Regions from separate parts of the Mus musculus genome. Here region 2 is linked to region 1. The links are chromatin loops, found by intact Hi-C in ENCODE. Cell type or tissue: left cerebral cortex. All regions are shown on one strand. Links, peaks and the distances in the headings refer to the core of each region. The heading gives the core; the rest is flanking DNA. Region 1 overlaps Hdac6 (histone deacetylase 6). Region 2 holds the start of Pim2 (proviral integration site 2).

Region 1 (6,251 bases), core at 1,196-5,195:
TTCTGGCCCCACCTTAAGGCTTCTAACTGGTCCACTATAGGTTTTGGCCAAGGCCAAGGATATACCATCAATGTACCTTGGAACCAGGTCAGTGTCTGCCCATGTCAAGTGAGCCTAGCCACCTTCCCACAGGCTCAAGAAAGGTGACTGACAATTGCATCCCGCTTTTGTGTCTGCAGACGGGCATGCGGGACGCTGACTACATTGCTGCTTTCCTGCACATCCTGCTGCCAGTTGCCTCGGAGGTCTCGCAGATCTGGGCTATTGGGGGTGAGGGAGTGACACTGTGGGGTGATCCCTGAAAGCAGGTGTTCACACATAGGATGTCTCCTTCCTCAGTTTCAGCCTCAACTGGTCTTGGTGGCCGCTGGATTTGATGCCCTCCACGGAGACCCCAAGGTAGGGCAGGTTCTCTGGGGTGTTAGACCAAGGGGACTACACTGAGCTTTATGTCACTCTTCTGTCCCTTCAGGGAGAGATGGCTGCCACGCCAGCAGGATTTGCCCACCTAACCCATTTGCTCATGGGTTTGGCAGGAGGCAAGTTGATTCTGTCCCTGGAGGTAAGTAACTCACTGTTACCTAATGCTGGGCTTAGGATATTTGTATGTGTTTATCTGGTGTGCGTGCGTGTGCGTGTGCACAGTATGCATATGGTCAGAAGACAGCATGTGGGGTTGGCTCTCCCCTTTCACGGTGTAGATTCCTTTGAGGGATTGAAGTCAGGCTTGCTGGCAAGGCCTCTTATGCTCCGATCCATCTCACTGGCCACATGAAGGGTGAAGGGCAGATCTTTTTGGCCTTGGGGATAGAATTAAAATGTAGAATACTTAGCTAATGTACTGCAAGGGCTTCCATTCTCAGGACCACTAAAAACACGAGCTTTCATGAATGTAAGGAGTTCCTTGGGGCTACAGGGGTGGCTCAGTTGTTGAGAGCACTTGCTGCTCTTATAGAGGACCTGGGTTTGATTGCTAGCATGGTGGCTTACAGACTCCAGTTCAGGAGATCCCACAGGCTCACACATGAGGCCCATGCATATACATATATGTATACATTACACGGAGGTAAAAACTTCATAAAGTAAATAATTCTTTAAAAAAAAAATAATGGGATTTTTTTTAGGATTTATTTCTATTTCTATGAGTACACTGTAGCTATCTTCAGACACCCCAGAAGAGGGTGTAAGATCCCATTAGAGATGGTTGTGAACCACCATGTGGTTGCTGGGAATTGAACTCGGGACCTCTGGGAAAGCAGCCACTGCTCTTAACCTCTGAGCCATCTCTCCAGCCTGGGATTTATTTTTAAAACTGATGTTCTTGGCTCAGCTTTACCAGTTCATGAAGTCTTTGTGCCTCTGCTTCCCTTATAGTAAGTAGGCAACGTGCTAATGGTAATCACTTTCCGTGAATCGACATTTCTTGTTGCTTGACATAGTATGCACCTGAACATTGTTACTCTTCTCAGCATCTTCCCCTCTGCTTGCCTCCCCCAACAACTCCTTCCCCAGGGTGGCTATAACCTCCGTGCCCTGGCTAAGGGAGTCAGTGCTTCACTCCACACCCTTCTTGGAGACCCTTGCCCCATGCTGGAGTCCTGTGTTGTACCTTGTGCAAGGTGAGCCTGGGGGGGGGACCAGGGGAAAGGAGAGCCCTTACTGCCTGCTGGGAGGGGCACTTTAGTCACATTTCTGTTTTCTCCATCCCCAGCGCCCAGACTTCCATCTACTGCACTCTAGAAGCCCTTGAACCCTTCTGGGAGGTCCTGGAGAGATCAGGTAGGTGGCGGGGCGTGGGGGGGGGTGATCAGCACTAGACCTGGAATGAGCTATTAGAGGCTATTTTCTTCCAGCTCTCCTCTTGTTTTCCCGGGATGCCTCGGTGGGAAGGGCTGTGTGGATTTTAGGTTTTATGTCCAGGCCATGTTTTGTCTCAAGAGTGTAATGGGATCCAGATTCAGGAAATAAGGTGATCTGAGTACCCCCTTTTCAGTTGAGACCCAGGAGGAAGATGAAGTGGAAGAAGCCGTGCTAGAAGAGGAGGAGGAGGAAGGTGGCTGGGAGGCCACTGCACTGCCCATGGATACATGGCCACTGCTCCAGAACCGCACTGGGCTGGTCTATGATGAGAAGATGATGAGTCACTGCAACCTCTGGGACAAGTGTGTGCTCAGAGGGCTGGGGTGGGTGGTGTTTGGGTCACTCTCCTCAGTCACTAAACCCTTGGCTCTGCTTCTCCACACTGTTAGTCATCACCCTGAGACACCTCAGCGCATCTTACGCATCATGTGTCACCTGGAGGAGGTGGGCCTTGCGGCTCGCTGTCTCATCCTACCTGCTCGGCCTGCCCTGGACTCTGAGCTCCTTACCTGCCACAGGTCAGACCCCGTGCTGGGGGGAGGCCGGCTGTAGGATTCTAGGGATGTTCCAGGAGTAGGGCCTAGGGCTCTCCAAGATGGGTGGAGCCACCTAGACAGGTTCAAGTTCTTATGTGAGGACAAGCTGGCGACTCTTGTTCCTCTGCATCACCAGTGCTGAGTACGTGGAGCATCTCCGCACCACAGAAAAGATGAAAACCCGGGATCTGCACCGTGAAGGTGCCAACTTTGACTCCATCTACATCTGCCCCAGCACCTTTGCCTGCGCAAAGCTTGCCACAGGCGCTGCCTGCCGCCTGGTGGAAGCTGTGCTCTCGGGAGAGGTGCGTCTTCTCTGTGTGCTAGTGAAGTTTAGCTGAAGAAATGAGGTCCTGGGAACATAGAGAGGGACTACCTGCTCCCACTCAGGAGGCCAGAGGCAATAGGAGAGTCTGCTGGGAGGGGAACCACGGAGTGGATGGCCGAGTGGATGGCGGACAGGAGAAAGGGAAGCCTGGGAAAGATGAAAAGAGAGTGAGGGCCAGAGGCAGTCTCGCTGCTCCTCCCTACAGGTTCTAAATGGCATTGCAGTAGTGCGCCCTCCAGGACACCACGCGGAGCCAAATGCTGCCTGTGGTTTCTGCTTTTTCAACTCAGTAGCTGTAGCTGCTCGCCATGCCCAGATCATTGCTGGACGTGCCCTGCGGTAAGGCCTGCCCCCCCAGAGACCCCCAAAACCCGATCTTTGCAGGGATCTGGCTACTCTTTCCATTCAGTCTTACTTGGCAGACCCATGGTCACCCCTGGGAGCTTACACAGAAACAAGCAAAGGTCCACTGGGCAGCACTTGACTACAAAAGCCCCAGGACGGGTGTGTTAAGTGCCATGGCATCTAGATGCTTAATAAACTAGGATCCAGGGTATCACACCAGCATTCCTGAACAGGTTATCCCAACAGAACCCATGCCTGGGCTCCTAGCATTAGAAGAGTCCCTAGCCTTAATTACTTGTTCAGGTCCATAGTTCAGGAAGCCAAGGTTGGACCTTCATTCTTAGAATAATAGCAGTGCTTTCTCATTAACTCCATGGTCCTGTTGCCCAGCAACAAGTGCTTCCAAAGACCCTAGAAATCTAGCAGTGGCCCACTCCTAGGCCTTACTGTCCCAAGGTGCTAAAAAGGGCTATCTCCCTCCCCAGGATCCTAATCGTGGATTGGGATGTTCATCATGGTAATGGAACTCAGCACATATTTGAGGATGACCCTAGGTGAGTGATGGGACTGTGGGTAAGAGTATGGTGTGAGAGGATGCTGAAGCATCCTGCAGGGATGTTCATAGCCTCTAACCTGCTGTGGCCCCTTTCTCATCCCACCCTCTCCCTGGCAGTGTATTATACGTGTCCCTGCACCGGTATGACCGTGGCACTTTCTTCCCCATGGGGGATGAGGGTGCCAGTAGCCAAGTAGGCCGAGATGCAGGTATAGGCTTCACTGTCAATGTGCCCTGGAATGGGCCCCGCATGGGTGATGCTGATTACCTGGCTGCATGGCATCGTCTGGTACTTCCCATCGCCTATGAGGTAAGGCTCAGGTTATTATATAACATTGCTGTATCTGGCAGCACACATCTGCCTCCTTGACGTGTGTTTTGACTACCAGGTGACTAATCCTATGATGGCTATTGGGACAGGGTGGTGGGGATGGCCTTATGTATCTGTCTGCCTATGCATATATGGGTGCCTGTGAGTGGCCTATCTCTGTGACATTTTACACGTAAACAACTGTCTTGGCTCTGTGTATATATGCATGTGTGTGCCTTCTGATTCTGTCTGCTCTTCTGAGTGCATGGCTGTAAGGGTATCCCTAAGAGATACTGTTGTGGAATTGTGTAGAATAGAAGCATAAGATTAAATACATTATGGATATGTCTATGTAATGTTATATAGTGGCTGTCATCTCCTTTCTGTGTGTGATAAGTGTGATAGTGTATGTCATTAAATGCTGCTGTCTTGTGATAGCCTAAGAAAGACTCTGAATATGGAAGGCCGTAGTGACATTGTCACCCACACCCGTCTAACTGGGTCCACGTGTCTATATATGAATCTCGCTGGCTGCTTTGACTCAGGGGTGACCTAGCTGTGTGTGAGCTAAGGACAGGGCCAATGGCGTGTGTGTGTGTGTGTGTGTGTGTGTGTGTGTGTGTGTGTGTGTGTGATAATGCACTGAGGACACAACTCTGCAAGCCTGAACATCGGGCTCTGCTTTTACATCTGCATGCATGTGACTATGCACAGGCGACAGAGGCTACCCTTTATGTGTATGTGTAACTGCATGCAAGCGATAGCCTGCTGTGGGCATTGTAACTGTGCATCTTTGTGACTGTGCAGGGGTGGCTGTGTATTATCGTCCCATGAGAAACCCAAGCGTAAGTGGTGGGATTTGCAGCCCTATCAATATGAACCTGTCTGGTTGGGAGTGGAAGTGTATGACACTTTTATTTGTCTATAGTCTGTGTATAAAAGCCTGTATCATGTGAATGTGGGTCCCGTATTTGACCCTTGTATGTGAGAGAGAGGTTATGTCTCTGTTTCTCTTGTCACTATCTCCTGCCTTCCAAGTCTCCATGTTCTTTCTGTGAGCCATATCTATGTCATAACTCTATATCTTGCCTTCTGTCAACTTAGAGTATCTCCCAAGAGATTTTTGCCCATATATGTGTGTGTGTGTGTGTGTGTGTGTGTGTGTGTGTGTGTGTGTACCACATGTCTGCTTCATGACTGTGGAAGCCAGAAAAGGGAATCTGATCCCCTGGGACTGGAGTGAGACAGTTGTGAGCTGCCATATAGGTGCTAGGAATTGAACCCTAGTCCTGTTTCCACAGCCAGCGCTCTTAACAGCTGAGCCATCTCTCCAGCCTCTCTCCCAGTGTCTTGAGTTTCTGGCGGGTATACTCTTGTCTCTTTCCAGGCCTGCCATGTCTTGTTTCTCCTTGTGTCCCTGTCTTCCACTCCTGCTTTTCAGATGTCAGGTTTCTCTCCCTCCCTCCCTCCCTCCCTCCCTCCCTCCCTCCCTCCCTCCCTCCCTCCCTCCCTCCCTCTCTCTCTCTCTCTCTCTCTCTCTCTCTCTCTCTCTCTCTCTTTGGTTTTTCGAGACAGGGTTTCTCTTTATAGCCCTATAGCCCTAGCTGTCCTGGAACTCACTGTAGATGTTGGGTCTCACATCATCTGGGTTTTGACTTGAATTCGGATGCCTTCGTTTGCCCTTGCTCCTCCCATCACTTATTGCCTCCTCAAGCCTCAGGGCATCTTCTCTTCTCTCCTTACTGCAGTTTAACCCAGAACTGGTGCTGATCTCAGCTGGCTTTGATGCTGCACAAGGGGATCCGCTGGGGGGCTGCCAAGTAACACCGGAGGGTTATGCCCACCTCACCCACCTACTGATGGGCCTTGCTGGTGGCCGTATTATTCTTATTCTAGAGGTAACTCTTTTGATGTCCCTTCCATGGTGGGAGGGCCATTTGGAAGAGTTGGCTATATCACTTAGGACAGTTGCTAAAATCTCCTTTGAATATACCTGGGATAGTTGCCCAAATGAGATTTTTTTTTCGAGACAGGGTTTCTCTGTGTAGCCCTGGCTGTCTTGGAACTCACTCTGTAGACCAGGCTGGCCTCGAACTCAGAAATGCGCCTGCCTCTGCATCCCGAGTGCTGGGATTAAAGGCGTGCGCCACCACGCCCGGCTCCCAAATGAGATTTTAATAAGGATAGTAGCAGGATTAGACCCTTTGCTGAGCCCTTACTATATACAAAATAGCTTCTCTGGACTTTCTTCTGTCTTCTACAATTTCTCGACAAAATAGCACTGTGAGGTAAAGTCTGTTTAACTCATTTTCCTCT
Region 2 (6,251 bases), core at 1,460-5,459, 56 kb after region 1:
TTATTGGTTCCGTTGCTCCGCCATCTCGGCTTCTTATTGGAAACCCCAGATAGCACCACCCTTCTCGCGTCAGAATCAGTTCTAGTCCCTTTCCAGCCAGGTGCCGCCCTCTAAGGGCCAGAGGCCAAGTGGGAGGAATGGGACTTTAGAGAAGGCGGGACTAGTGAAACAGTGGACAGGGACCGTGACCATAATAGAAGAGAGTGAGGGGCAGACTTGAAGAGATTTGTCAGGATTAGAAAAATTTAAAGGAGGTGAGTTGAGGAAAATGCAAAGGAGAAGCGTGAAAGGTAGAGACAAAATTAAATTGTTAAAAGCTAGACAGAAAGTGCGAGAAAAATTCTAGTTGGAGCCTGGGATTTAGCTTGGAATTTCTGTACAAGCAAGTCTCAGTACTCCAAGTCTGGGGTTAGAATGGGCCTCAAAAGACCCTAAGCACCCCCCCACCGCGCCCCAAACCAGTCAGACAAGCCCTGTAGGTTTTTTTTCCAGAGATTTTTTTTTTCTCCAGCTACCTCCTAAACTCAGCATCTAGTAGATGCCTACTTCTATAAATGGCAATCCACTTGTGACTTCATTATTTATTAAATAGGTTTCCACACATGGCTTTTTAAATAATCCAGGCAGGGGGAGAAGGGACAGGAGGGCACTTGCCGCTCTCCACCTCCAGTACAGAATTATTTACATTTCAACCACTGGACAATCCTGGCTCAGGAGGAGGCAGCAAAAGTTGGAAAGGGGGGACCCCAGGAGAACAACAATAAGACTTATTTCCTCCATCTCATCCCCCCAAAACCATCCATCCCATCCTAGTCTCTGGTGGTGTCCGGTGATGTCCATCTCCCATTCCTTCCCAAATCATGGAAGTGAGGTTCTTCTCACCGGAATAAGAGCACTTGGGATAACAGTAGGGTCCCCTCACCAAACAAAGGAAGAAAAAGGAAGGAAGCGTGGGATATTAACTAATTAATGAGCAGTACCTCCCCCAGAATCACCAAGTCTGGGCTAAGGCAGGCAGGCAGCAACAGAATGAGATCCCAGGGTAAGGCCCTTTGCCTAAAGAGCTGCTGGGGATGGGGGTAATTTTAAGGAAAGCACCCTTGCCCAAGTGAGAGCATTTGAACTAAGTGTCTACGTGGTTTGTGGTAGTATAGGAAGTGCCAGTGTAGGGACTACAATGTCAGATTAAGAATCTTAGGGCCCAGAGGGAAGGAATCCAACCAAATAAACATCTTTAACAGAACAAGAAACAAGTAACTCCCCCTCCCAAATTAGGGACCACAGGTTCTGGGAGGAGAGCTCCTTCCCAGAATTGGGATAGGAACTGGGCAGACTTGGCTATCATCTTCTTCTGACCCCTGATCCCTATTCCCTGACCTTAGTAATACTGGATTTTTAACAACCTGTATAACCAGGTCAACAGATGTCCATCTATCCCTGTAGCGTGACCATGGGATTCCAACCAGAGAGCCTGGCTGGGTCTAGGGAAGCAGGGACCAGGGCAAGGGGGTGGGGCTTCCTTTGGAGGAGTTGATGGGCTTTTCTTCAGCTGGTGATTGCATCCAGGGGTCCAGCAGAATCTCCTCCAGTGAGGGTCGGGAGCAGGGTTTAGGGGCCAGGCACCGGCGGATTAGGGCACAGCAATCTGTGGGGTCAAGAAGCACAGGGGAGATTAGCAGTCAGCGAGGCTTGGGAGGCTTGGGAAGAAAGAAGCCGGTTGGGCTGGGGTGAGTGAGTGACAGGCCTCACCTGGGGAGACATGAGCAGGGAAGTGCAGCTCAGCCTCCAGAATCTCCTGGTCTCTCTCGAAGGGAATGTCCCCACAGACCATGTCATAGAGTAGGACACCTAGTGACCAGACGGTCGCTGGCAGGGCATGGTACTGGTGTCGCGAGATCCACTCTGGAGGGCTATACACTCTTGTCCCTGCACACAAGCCAAGGATTAGATCCTAATCAGGTGATGCCCTTCCTCAACTCCTGTGTCCCTAGAAGCCCAAGCTGTAAATTTAAAGGAGGGTATCCATTGGCTAGAACACCTGTACTTCCAAGTTTAACAGCAGAGTCCTAGCAGCAGCAAGACAGCTTTAAAGGAGTACTTCAAAATTAACAGTAAGATCATTTCACCAAAACCAAAAAAAACAAAAAACAAAAAACCCAACAAAACCCCATCCTACTCCACACTAAAATAAGAGCCCAGAAGGTTAAGAAACTTATAAAATGAACTTTATTGGGGAATCTAGGCTTGAGTATGCAGTGTTATAGAAATCAAGAACCTTAAAGTGTATGACATGGGTCCAATGTTCAGAGGCTAAGCCGAGCCTAAAGCTGAAAAGCCAGAAGAATGAGTGCTAAAGGGTAGAGAAGAAGCATCCTTACCATCAAAGTCAGTGTACGGCTCATCGTGAAGCAGGGCGCCGGAACCAAAATCAATGAGTTTAATGGAACCCCGGCATAGGTCGATCAGGATGTTCTCATCCTTGATATCCCGATGGACAACTCCACGGGCGTGGCAGTGCTGGACAGCTGCCACGACTTGGGTAAAGAAGCTGCGGCTACAGCTTTCACCCAGCGGCCCCTTCTCTGTGATATAGTCGAAGAGATCCTGAGCAGGCATAGGCCGCTCAAGGACCAGCATGAAGCCTTCGGGTGTTTCGAACCAGTCAAGAAGGCGTATCACACCCGGATGGCCATTGCCTTCACCCACCTTCCACAGCAGCGCAACCTCAAGTGGGCAGGTGACTGAGTCTGACTGGGGGGTGGGAAATCAAAAGAAAGAAGAAGAAGGAGGCAAGTGTTAAAAGTCTGTAGCCCTGCCTTCAACATAGCAAAGTTTATTTTCAAAGCACTAATTTCGGTTGGGCTCCTCTTCCTAGACCCTAGTACCCTCTTTAAAGGTTCAAGTCCTTCAGAGAGTGAAACGAACAGAGACCATACACGTCTGGCATGCAGTAGGTCAGTAAATACTTGGAGAAATTGAAGTGTTCTCATCTGTTTTGAAGGGGAGGGAGTTTGAGACAGGATCCCTACATAGACCAGGCTGGACTGGAATAAGAGATTCACCTGACTCTACCCCCAGAGGATGAAAGTGTGCCCCACCATGCCTGGACTTCAAAGTGTTTTATAATATAAGTCCCTCTTCATAATTTTACCTAAGATAGGTAAACAAGATGTTCATCAAGATCCACATCAGGACAGCTTTTATGCACACTAGATACTCAATAAGTATTTGTAAATGGAAGTACTTTACAGCAAAGAGGGACTAGCATGGAACTAAATCCTATTAAATTAATACTATTAATAAATACTATTATTGTATAAGTGTTGGTTAGTTTTCTTCACTAGCATACCTCAAGGATCCTTAGTAACAGCAAAACTCAGGATGTTAAGACAGAAAGAGCAGTCAGTAGAAGGGATGTAGCATATAATGCATTCTAAGAAATGATGTCGTATTTTGCAAAGTGCCTATAAATTAAACCACGGCAGAAGTGTCCTCTGGTTTTTAAATTTCTATCTCATGTTTGAGACAGAATTTTGCCAAGTAGCCCACCCAAGCCAGCCTCAAATTCACTGAAATCCTAGAGACCCAGCCTCTTGAACGTTGGGATCACAGGTGCGCACCACCAATCCCAGCTTTCATTTGTCCAAAACGACTTACACTGATTAATTGCAAAGGACCTGGCACAGAGTAAACATTTAATGAATGCTGTCTTGTCAGTCTTGCTTATCAACCAGCACAAGTCAAAGGCCCCTGCCCCAGACCCGAACGGGCAGCGACTGCCAAGAGTCCAGTTGCCTCAGATGGGGTCCTTTACAGACCCAGTAACTTGCACAGCCGCAGACAGGTTTTCTCACGAAGACGCAAAATCGGCTACTGCGCAGGCTCACCCCCAAACCCCCCCCCCAAGTCCACGGGCCGGCACAGACTACCTAAAGGGTTCACCAGGGGGAGCTCTCTTACCTACAATTTGCCCAGACCCGCCCTGATGTCCGTTAGCGTTCTCCGGGTGGCAGAAGAGAAGCAGCCAGCATCACCATGACAACCAGTGACCTAGGCCCCTCCTTCCCCACCAGCATGTCCTGTGAACAGCCCCAAAAGCAGTGTTTGGAAGAAGGATGAGAAAGGAGAGTTTGAAAGGAGAATCCAGGGCTCTGGGGGAATTGTGGTGAAATCAGAACTATCACATGAAGGCAGGAATCACAGGCTGGTGGGGTTCTCATGGTTTCAGGGCCCAGGGAGTCATATGTCCCCTAGAAAAAAAGCAGTGCGTGCGTTCTGTGATGGAGTCTATGGGTCATGACGTACACCAAAGACACTCACCACGGTGGACCAGCCTAGCACACGGTTCCGGGAGATTACTTTGATGGCCACCTAGAAAAAAGGCTGAGATAAGGGGGCAGCAGGTGATCCCAGACTTCCCAATTCCAGTCTCTCCACCCGGGTATTCCTAGTTCCCATACATATCACATCCATCGGAGCTCAGATGCCCACCCAGCATTTAAGTCCTCAGAAGCAAGTTCACCTAAACATATTTACGCCTGGGCTCTCGTTAAGAAAGCATCAAGACCCCCTGAAATCCAGAACGGGAGTGAGTTGTAGTTTTTTTTTTTCCTTTTGCTTTTTCTCTCGCACTGTCTTTCTACATGCCTCCCCCCTCCCCCCGCCACGATGTTGGTTATTGAACTCAGTGCTTGTGAATGGTGGACAAATAATCTACCACTGACCCATATCCCCAGATTCGAATTCCAAGTCTTTTTGTTTTGTTTTGTTTGTTTTTTTTTTTTTTTTTGACGTCGCATGCCCTCCTCCATCATCCTCATCTCCAGGACAACTCTATCTGGATTGTTGTTCTCACGACTCCACACTTAACACCTACTTTTAAAACATCCCCACCATCTCAGACACACAAGCGCACGCACATCAATTCCATGGATCTTGGGGTCCAGTCCTGATATCTGCCCCCTCCCTAGTAGAAAGCGCCAATCTTCTAGAATTCTTGCCCTGAATCCTGCCCACCCCCATACCCACCTGGACTGCAGACACACGCGCGCACTCACACTCCTAGCAACCCTGCTCCTTATGATTCTACTACACATTTGCAGACGCAGGCTCCCCACTGAAGCAACTGGCATCCCAGTCACTGGTACCCCACCACCACCCTTCGCCAAAACACCTGACCCTCCGAGAACCCCTTGTAGGGGATACCTGACGTCTATCCGTGACGCGGTGTCCCGCGAAGACGGTGCCAAAGCCTCCCTTACCCAGGAGGGGGCCAAGTCGGTATTCGGCCTCGAAAGCTGCCCGATCCTTGCCTCCTACGCAAGCGGAGGCGAGGAAGTCAGGGTGGCGGTGTACTCTGATCCCAGCCATGACTCGCCCCCACACCAGCACCCATCATTCCAGTCCACCCAACCTGCTTGTGACAGAGGAGGCTACGCTCACCTGGAGGCTGCGTGGGGGTCACAGGGGGCGAAGGATGCCCCTGCAGAGGCTTGGTCAACATGGAGGAGGTGCTGCGTATATTGAGCCCGCTGAATCCGCTGAGCCCGCAGGGCGTGGATGCCCGGGGCAGAGCGGCCGGAGAGCCAGGGCTGGGGGGCGCCAGGGTGGAAGGCAGGGAATCTGGCGGCCCGGAAGCGCCTGCAGACGGCGCAGCGTTAAGATTCGTCGCGCGCGCCAGCCCCAACGCTACTGAGCCGGGGCACGCGCCTCCCGGGAGAGTCGCCCTGCGCGACAGACCCGCCCACCTGGCTTTGATCAATCCGGACGCGGCACCTGCTGTACCCCAGCCAATCCGAGCCAGTCCTTATTTGCATGCCACCCTCAACGTTTCAAGTGCCCCTTATGCAAAATACATGCCAGGTTCTTCCGCGGAGGAAGGGCCTGTATGCAAATGTAGGAGGGTGCGCGCGCGTGCGCGCACACACATAGACAGACGGACACACAGACATGCACGCTTCTGGGAATTCCTTTGCGACAACTGCGTTTGTTTTGGTTGTTGGTGTGGTGGGGTGTGTACACACTTTTAAAAAGCGCAGCCTCCTTTCCTAGGATGCAGGTTTGCTGCCGCCATCACCTTTGCTGCCTTGAGTTCAGTAAGGAGACAACGACAAACCAGCTTTTAAAAATCAGAGCCTGGAACTAGACAGGATCCTGTCACGTGTGTTTCACCCAAGATCAGGCAGCCTTTGCTCCAAAACTGTAATCTTATAGGAGAGCTGGTCCACTCTTCAGGGAAGGGTAAAATTCTT

The links. A loop is a pair of places that touch in the nucleus more often than their neighbours do. Peaks named below come from ENCODE experiments on the same cell type or tissue, not always from the same donor. Only the 100,000 strongest peaks of a DNase experiment are listed, where the experiment ranks them.
Region 2: a loop joins it to region 1, with 4 times the contacts of the local background. A loop is called at or near these places in 1 of 42 quality-filtered maps.

What each region holds. Positions count from the first base shown.
Region 1 is chrX:7,933,754-7,940,004 of GRCm38, reverse strand. Hdac6 (histone deacetylase 6) reads left to right here. Exons shown (of 29, transcript NM_001130416.1): 11 at 1-87; 12 at 180-245; 13 at 340-399; 14 at 473-562; 15 at 1,513-1,619; 16 at 1,712-1,779; 17 at 1,994-2,162; 18 at 2,250-2,378; 19 at 2,533-2,701; 20 at 2,930-3,063; 21 at 3,555-3,623; 22 at 3,743-3,935; 23 at 5,684-5,833. Among named protein-coding and RNA genes, the nearest start is that of Eras, 8.3 kb to the right of the region's middle. In left cerebral cortex, for the core only: a CTCF peak has its summit at 2,938; no DNase peak of the experiment used is centred there.
Region 2 is chrX:7,877,748-7,883,998 of GRCm38, reverse strand. It overlaps Pim2 (proviral integration site 2), which reads right to left and starts at 5,693. Exons shown (of 6, transcript NM_138606.2): 1 at 5,443-5,693; 2 at 5,206-5,315; 3 at 4,321-4,371; 4 at 2,379-2,751; 5 at 1,750-1,926; 6 at 567-1,645. The coding sequence starts at 5,680. The coding sequence ends at 1,482. It also overlaps a transcript of Slc35a2 not described here. In left cerebral cortex, for the core only: a CTCF peak has its summit at 3,946 (motif pointing right); DNase peaks (open chromatin) are centred at 4,004 and 5,204; H3K4me3 peaks cover 1,728 bases; H3K27ac peaks cover 1,085 bases.